Linked DNA regions of Homo sapiens: region 2 is linked to region 1. The links are chromatin loops, found by intact Hi-C in ENCODE. Cell type or tissue: CD14-positive monocyte. All regions are shown on one strand.

Evidence for each region. Peaks named below come from ENCODE experiments on the same cell type or tissue, not always from the same donor. Only the 100,000 strongest peaks of a DNase experiment are listed, where the experiment ranks them.
Region 2: a loop joins it to region 1, with 1.9 times the contacts of the local background. A loop is called at or near these places in 1 of 110 quality-filtered maps.

What each region holds. Positions count from the first base shown.
Region 1 is chr14:85,617,766-85,621,765 of GRCh38, reverse strand. FLRT2 (fibronectin leucine rich transmembrane protein 2) reads right to left here. Exons shown (of 2, transcript NM_013231.6): 2 at 1-627. The coding sequence starts at 251. Among named protein-coding and RNA genes, the nearest start is that of FLRT2-AS1, 88 kb to the right of the region's middle. In CD14-positive monocyte, no CTCF peak of the experiment used is centred here; DNase peaks (open chromatin) are centred at 615 and 1,655; H3K4me3 peaks cover 618 bases; H3K27ac peaks cover 599 bases.
Region 2 is chr14:85,562,835-85,566,834 of GRCh38, reverse strand. All of the region lies in intron 1 of FLRT2 (fibronectin leucine rich transmembrane protein 2), which reads right to left. Among named protein-coding and RNA genes, the nearest start is that of FLRT2-AS1, 33 kb to the right of the region's middle. In CD14-positive monocyte, no CTCF peak of the experiment used is centred here; no DNase peak of the experiment used is centred here.

The sequences.
Region 1 (4,000 bases):
AGTTCTGCAGGAAATCCAGCATTATTAATTTGGTTGTTGTGGAGGTAGAGTACAGTTACGCCCTCCGGGATCCCAAGAGGCACTGAGGTCAAGCTTCGCTCATTACAGTAGACAAAGTTCCTGTCGCAGCGGCACACACTAGGGCAGGCCAGGAGTTTGGACACCTGTGAGTAGAGCCCCAGGGAAATGATAAGCCAAGACTTCAGGAAAAAAGCCCCATGGCTGGGCCACTTTGTGGTCTGTAGGCCCATTTCTGAAGTACGGAAATAAAATACAATGTGGTGGGAAAAAGAAAAAGAAAAAAAAAATAAACAGCAAAATCAAAATGACTGGATGGGGTTCTGTTGAAGTCCAGAACTCCAGCTAGAGGGAACGTCCTGAGGGCGTATGGTAAAATAATCTCCCTGCTGTCTCTGGTCTTATCAGCCTGTGTTGCCCTCTTTGCTGCTGTCCTCCATGTGCAAAAAATTCAACAGGGAGAATTTTTCCACACTGGCAACAGGTGATGGCAAGTTATCAGCCGTGTCAACACAAGCCCAAGTGGGCAGGCAGAACTCTCTTCTTCTTTTGTAGGTCAAGCCAGCCTTGATTAGCCTACGAACTTCTTGGTTAAGCTCAATCTGCAATCTGTTGCAGGAAAGAAAAGAGGAAATGGTCAGTTAAAGGCAGTAATGAAAGAAGTGCCCAATATGACTCTGAGCCTTTCAAAAACAACGAGATTGGGATGAAATGTTGAGGGGCCAGGGCTGGCATTAAGTGGAATTTCAAATAACAGTAACTTACTTGAAAAGGTATTCAAGAAATAATTAATATAGTATCTTCAAAAGGACATCATGCTATTACCTGTCACTATCAACCATCATATTGTGAATTTAACATCCTAATCAGTACCTTCTCTTTTATCTATTCTTTATCTATTTGCATATCCAAACACTTAATTACAACAGGCACACTGCTGAATCCACTCAATCAGTTAATGATAATTATCTACAAATCCTACTGGTCATAGACTAGTTTCAAGGTAGAGGTGATGACTGACAGCTAGCAAAAGTGAAGGGGAAAATGTGAAGCCCTGCAGAGTTATATATTTAAAAATGCAACATGGAGACTAATAAAGTCACTTAAAAAGATGCATCCTTACAGAAAAGTTATTCCAAATGTATTATATTTCCAAATACATTTACTAGATATGAACTTTCATATACTATGTTATAAAAAAGCTGTAGCTGAATAAGTTGCCATTTCCTTTTAAAATGTATTTTAAAACTCTGATACAAAACCTTATTCATGCTTAATGGAAAATTTTAGAGAATAAAATATAAAGAACACAGTATGAAGGTGATAAAGATTATTCATTATATTATCACTCAAAGATAACTGATCGATTTGCTTACTTTCCTTTTTTCTATACATATACTTAACAAAATTGGAATCATTATTTTTCTTTTTGTTACCTAACATATGTCATGACCACATTACCACATGATTTAAAACAATCATTCAAAGAAAAAAAAGAAATTCAAAGAAAAAATTTTTCAAAGAAAAAAAAGTAGTATAAACGTAGTGAACAGAAGCATGTATGAAGGCAGAGAGACTTTTTTCTTTCCCACTTCTTGTCTCCCTTCCTCTTTATCTTCCTCCAAAATAGCTTGCACCTCAAGTCACCGAGGAGAATGACTAAGCTCCAGCCCACAAAACATTTCCACTTATCTCCTCCTTCGAGACCTCTAGGTCCAGATGAGATACACCATTGTGATCCCTTGAAGAGTTGCCAAGCTCACGACTAGGGGTAAATTATTTTTCAACAGCACCACCTTCCTTCCGTCTGTGCTTTCCTGCTTTTATAGGAGGTCTTTTAGCAAATTTCGAAATGACAGAAGACACAGTTGAGGAAGTCAAGGCAATCCACAGATAGTAATCATGCCTTCTTGCTCCAGAATGTATTCTATCTGTTTTTAGATTAGAGAGGTAAAGAAGTTAATTGAAAGGTGCCAGATTTGATTTCCCTACAAAATAAGCTAACATGACAGGACATGGCGAACTGCAAGTCTCTTAATTCTCACCAATACATGGAGATTGAAACAACTTACATCTAAAAGCATAGAGGAACTATTTGAAATTGTTCTCTTAGCTATCTTTAGAAATATAATTAAAAAAGAAAAAAAGAACACTGGAAATGTTATTTAAGTGTCAAGGATGTTGTAAATGTGTTCTATAATTTAAAAGATTGTTAAGCCATCTCAAAAAATGCCTTCGATGACCAGAAAAGGTAAAACTCATTTTTTATTGTTTCGGAAATATAAGGTGGGTGGGAGGGGATCTTTTTTCAGGTAAAATAGAGAGATACGATGCTTTATTAAAAATCAAGCATGGCCGGGCTTGATTTCATGTGGTGGCTTACACCTGTAATCTCAGCACTTTGGGAGGCTGAGGCAGGCATATAGCTTGAGCCCAGGAGTTCGAGACCAGCTTGGGCAATATAGTGAAACCCCATTTCTATTAAAAATTAGAAAAATTAGCCAGGTGCGGTGGTATGAGCCTGTAGTCTCTGCCACTCTGAAGGCTGAGGTGGGAGGATTGCCAGAGCCTGGGAGGCGGAGGTGAGCCAAGATCATGCTGTTGCAGTCCAGCCTGGGTGACAGAGCAAGAACCTGCCTCAAAAAGAAAAAAAAAAAAAAAAAGTCAAGCATTATTTAATTTTTTACAAAACCTAATATACATTTTGCTGCTGAAAAGGATGCCATTCCTTCCAAAAGAAACCTCTCTATAAACTTAAAGAATAATTTATATAACTGAGGTGGCATAGGAAAAATGAGTTTAATGCTATCAGCCTGATGGCATCCTTAGCTCAGGTTTCAAACCATCTTAATGTTCCCTAACATCTTGGTACTCAAGTGTGGTCCTTGGTCCAGCAGCATGAGCCTAACCTGGCAAGATGGTAGAAAAGCTAAACCTCAGGCCCAGAATGTTAGCGAGAGCCTGGGATGGGCGCATTCAAATTTGTGAAGCACTATGAACATCTTATTTAATCATTCATGTTTTAATTTATTAAATGTAAAATAGATGCAAGAGCATGTTACATGACTCTTTTGAGAAGAGATAAGGCATACTAATCACTTTTGTCCCCGGGAGACAGTCTCAAATAACATCTTATATGTAAATTACATCTTCTGGGTGGAGCAGTGCAATGACTATGTACGACACTTGGCCTTAACAGAAAATGTTTATCTAGATGACAAGTACTAATGCCTAGTAGGACATTAAAGAGTTACTTGTCATCACCGGAGCCCACTTTTGTAAAACATTTAAGAATAAAAAACAGTTTGGTGCTATTAATAATTACTTCCACAAGAGATAGGAAAGTGAGACTAAAGAATAAAATGTAATGTTTTTAAGTATTCTACTGGCATCTTCAAAGTGTGATAGAAGCAACCACTGAAAAGAATGTCCTAGGAGAGAAAAACAGCAGCACCAGGGTCTCTAAGTTCATATGTAAAAAGAATAGATACTTCTACATTGTCTTATAGGCCAAGTATTAGGGGCTAAGAAACAAATCAATACTTGAGGATGATGGTGTTTGCTTAGAGTTCATCAACTAACAGCCTCAAGGACATTAACACTGGGAGCAAACCAAGTACTCAGGGATGGGCCTAGAAACTATTATTATGCATCCAGATCGTAAATTTTCCATTTCCTGAACTGTGTCCTCTGCAAGGAGAGAACAGGCCCCCATCAGCCAACCCTTTGCCCCCAGGCCTTGCTCTCTTGCAGGCATATTTTACTCATGAGTGGCTCTTTTGTAATTATATAAGAAGATGATGTGGTTCTGAAGAAAGCTCCTAATAAGATTACATGGGGCAAACTGTCACTGTTCATATACCTTAATAGGAGAAAAGTCCCATCTAGACCACAATGTGTTGATCGGCTATGACAAGTTCAATTTTGAATGAAAACAAACTCTCAGGGCTTTCTTTGACCTTCTTGGGAATCCCACAAAATA
Region 2 (4,000 bases), 55 kb after region 1:
ATGTTTGCTTCATTCCTGGGAAGCTAATACATAGAAGGGATATGTTCTTTTTTTTTTTTTCATGCTGAAGATTTCATAGTATCCAACACTGAGACTATTTTTCAGCCACGAGATGACACTTTCTTCCCCTGCAACCAGGCCAGGAATATAAACCTTGTATATTCCACCGTATGTATTTGGATCAACTACTGAAGAATACGAAATATTGCATTTTCCAAAGTGCTTTCACCTAAATAGCTGCAGAAATTTCTATCTTGCACACACACACACACACACACACACACAACCATGGAAGTTAAGAGGACTGAGTGTTCCTTTAGGATTCAACTTGAGAATTTACCTTTGATTATCTTACAGGCTGAGCATCAAGATAATTTTCTTGATTCCTTTATGAAGTCATTTTATTCTCAGAAAACAGTCCCTGATTTCAGTCTAAAGCAGAATAATACTTTGTTATGTTTGCTTCTTTTTTTCCTCAATAAAATCCTCTCTTGAAAGTCTCTACAATCAGACTCAACAGGCATCCGGTGAAAACCATCTTCCCTGACCCACGCATGTGTGGCTCATCAGGCCCTCAACCAAAATGAATTAGGCCAAGTATCATTGTGATAGTGGGTCTCTAACCAGGTAGAATCTGTTTTGTCTCCTGATCTCCAGTGTATGAATCATCAGATTACTTCATGGAAAAAACTACTGCTGGCATAATAGCACTTGCAAATTTCCCTAATTGTGTCATTTTCCTATACAGGTTTACTTGTTGGCATGGCTTAGATTTGGCAGAGGACAAAGACTCATGTTTCTTATTCTAATGATTGGTGGGAACATCGGGGTGGGAGGGGTGGCAGTTGACAAAAAAATCGGTGTATTTTGCTTATTCATCCTTTCATCCTCTACTGAAATCATTCCCCAAACAATGAAGTTTCTGTCTGGAGGACTAACAAAGCAATGTGTTTTCTCCATTAAGATAAGACCTCATGGTGGGTATTTTATCATAAATTCCATTTCAGGTTCCAAGGCCCCATGGATTCAATTGGTATGAAGTTATCAGTGTCACATCAAGCACATTTTCCCTCTTGACCTAAATTAGCTTTCAATCTAGGATTCTTTTAATGCTACTTCCAAGAGTCTTTCAAGCATGACAACTCGAAATGCCAACTTTTATTTTAAAAGCTAACGATGTGTATTTTAAAACCAATAACCTCACCACAAGAAGCTTATATATCTTAATACATCTCCATGCATATGGTTTCTAAAATCATTCAAAAATTTAAATAAATAAAAAAAATTTTGATCACTAACCATGCATGTAATGGAGAGGTAGTAATATCACTATTAATAATATTGGGAAACTATCGGGGTCCCAGATGCCACATAATATTCTGAATAGCAACATCAAGGTCATTATTTTTACATCCAGCCCAATAAAACAATTGTAGATTCCACCTGTCACATATCCACACTTCAACTTAAAATGAATGTGACAGATTACTTATGAGACAAATAGCAGCACACAAGTGATGTTATGACAAAAGCTATTTTGATGACTGCATACATACTCAGGTTATTAATATCACTCCTATGCAAAAACAATATATGACACTCCAGGCTGCATATGCTATTTGGGTCAGGAAGGCTTTCATTATCTTCGTTCAGAAAATAAAACAAAACAAAACTGTTTTTCAAAGTAAAGTAGTTCATTCCCTTTCCCAAGATCCCTGAAAGGAATGGAGGTGACGAAAATGGAAATCTGGTTTAAAATAACACTTTAGGATTTCTGTGGCTTTGTACCACTGACTGTTATACATACTATCTTACAAATTGCATACCAAGACTGGCAGAGTTCATAACTTTGTTGCTCTTTTCTTGCTATCATAGAAATGGTAAGGCAGAGAGCCAAGATAACTAGTGATCATAGGATGAGTCTCTTATCTCCTTCACTTGATAAAACTAGTGATCACATGATAAATCTTATCTATCTCACATCACAACCAAAAACCCCTTTGAGATCAGTGCTATTACAATTCTCATCGTCCAGATGTAGGAGCTGATTTGCAGAGGATGCGAAGCTGCACAGTTTAAGAACTATTACATTACATTACATACAGTTTGTTTCAATCATGCTAGGTATAGTAGTATTTTTCTGTAATAGAGTTACCCACGTCTTCAAAAGACACAGAAAACGGTGTGCATGACAGAATCTTACTTTCAAATACTGCCTTTTGATGTTATCTGAGAGCCTCATAACCCACCAGAAAACTAGCCCTTTTGCCAATGTCAAAATATCCTTTAATAAATCTTCCACGAATACATTTGGAACAATCTTGGTTGGTCCAGTGGAAATGTAATGACTTAGGCTTTTAATTACCTAAATATATTTTTAACCCGGGTTACTGGTGATTGTATTTACTTGTTTAATTTTTGATTGCTTTCTATTTCTCTAAGACGATTCATTTGTACTAAAATGAGGTAAACCAGTGTTTCTTTTAATACTCCCAAATTTTACTCAACATATGGGTTAAACATTGTTAAAGCTTCTAAACTGATATAGGCAATTGAAGCCAATCCAAGCAATACATATTCGAGTAATACATAGTCACTGGCCAAATCAATTCGTGGGTTATGAGAAAACAATGCCATTTGGCTGAAATATTCCCTATGTACAGGCAGAGAAGAGCAGGTAGCCAAGTGCCACTTTGGTGTTCTGCCATGTCAACATTCAAAACAGGGCCATAGAAAAGCAAAACGCTCTGTCCACCCTCTCCTTCCCTTAATAAGTTCATCTATGTAGGAAGAGGACAAGTGCCCTGACTTCTGGCTGTCCACGTAAGTGTCAAATGTAGGGGCCCTTTCACACTAGGGCTTCTACATGAGTGTCTCCCTTTAAACTCTCATGTCTTCCCTGGAATTTAGATCAATTATCATCCATTGAGTTATGTACAAATAGCAGACATACTCATGGTCTCCACCTAAGAGGAAATAGAACATTTCACTTTTCTTGAGAGAAAAGTCAACTTTATCTATTTTTTTGTTTGTCTGTTTTTCTATTTTAAGATTACATAAAGTACTAGGGTTTGGAGGTAAGAGATCTGAGCCAAGTCATGGTTTTGCTGTGTCCGCACCCAAATCTCATGTTGAATTGTAATCCCCACATTGGAGAAGGGGCCTGGAAGGAGGTGATTGAATCATGTAGGTGGACTTCCCCCTTGCTGTTCTCATGATAGTGAATGAGTTCTTGGGAGATCTGGTTTTTTAAAAGTATGTGGCACTTCCCTCTTCTCTTTCTTCCTCCTGCTCCACCATGTGAAGAAGGTGCCTGCTTCCCCTTCGCCCTTCTTCCACAACTGTAAGTTTCCTGAGGCCTCCCCAGCCATGCTTTCTGTGCAGCCTGAGGAACTGTGAGTCAATTAAACCTCTTTTATTCATAAATTACCCAGTTTCAGGTAGCTTATTACAGCAGTGTGAGAACAAACTAACACAAGGTGTGTGGGACTCAATGTATCTGGCATTTGTTAAACAACATAGACCATGGAGTCAGACACATCCAGTCTCATTCCAATCTCACCATTAGGAAGTGGTTGTAAGGCCCTGGTGACAGGGGTAACTACTGTGATATTACCTGGGAACAACTGTGATAACCCCTACTTCCCTAGGCTTCTGTAATTGCCAGGCAGCAATGCCCAGAGAACCATAATTCTCAAACTTAGTATGTGTTCCTTTTAAGGAGTGGAGGTCCAACAGATGCTTTTTGATGTCTAACTTTACATAAGTAAAAAAAAAAAAAATTAAAAATCACACTGCTTTATTATTTATTTACATATACAACACTGTGAAAAGGGCGCTAGATAAGTAGAACAAGAAGCCCAGTTTCTGGTACATCCTGCTTCTCAGTCACCTCTAGGTCTCTGGAACTTGAAAGCTATGTCTCTTCTTGCAGGGTTCTGTTACAATCCATTGATTTTCCCTCACGGTATAAAGTTCCCTTTGCTTAGTTTCACTGGAC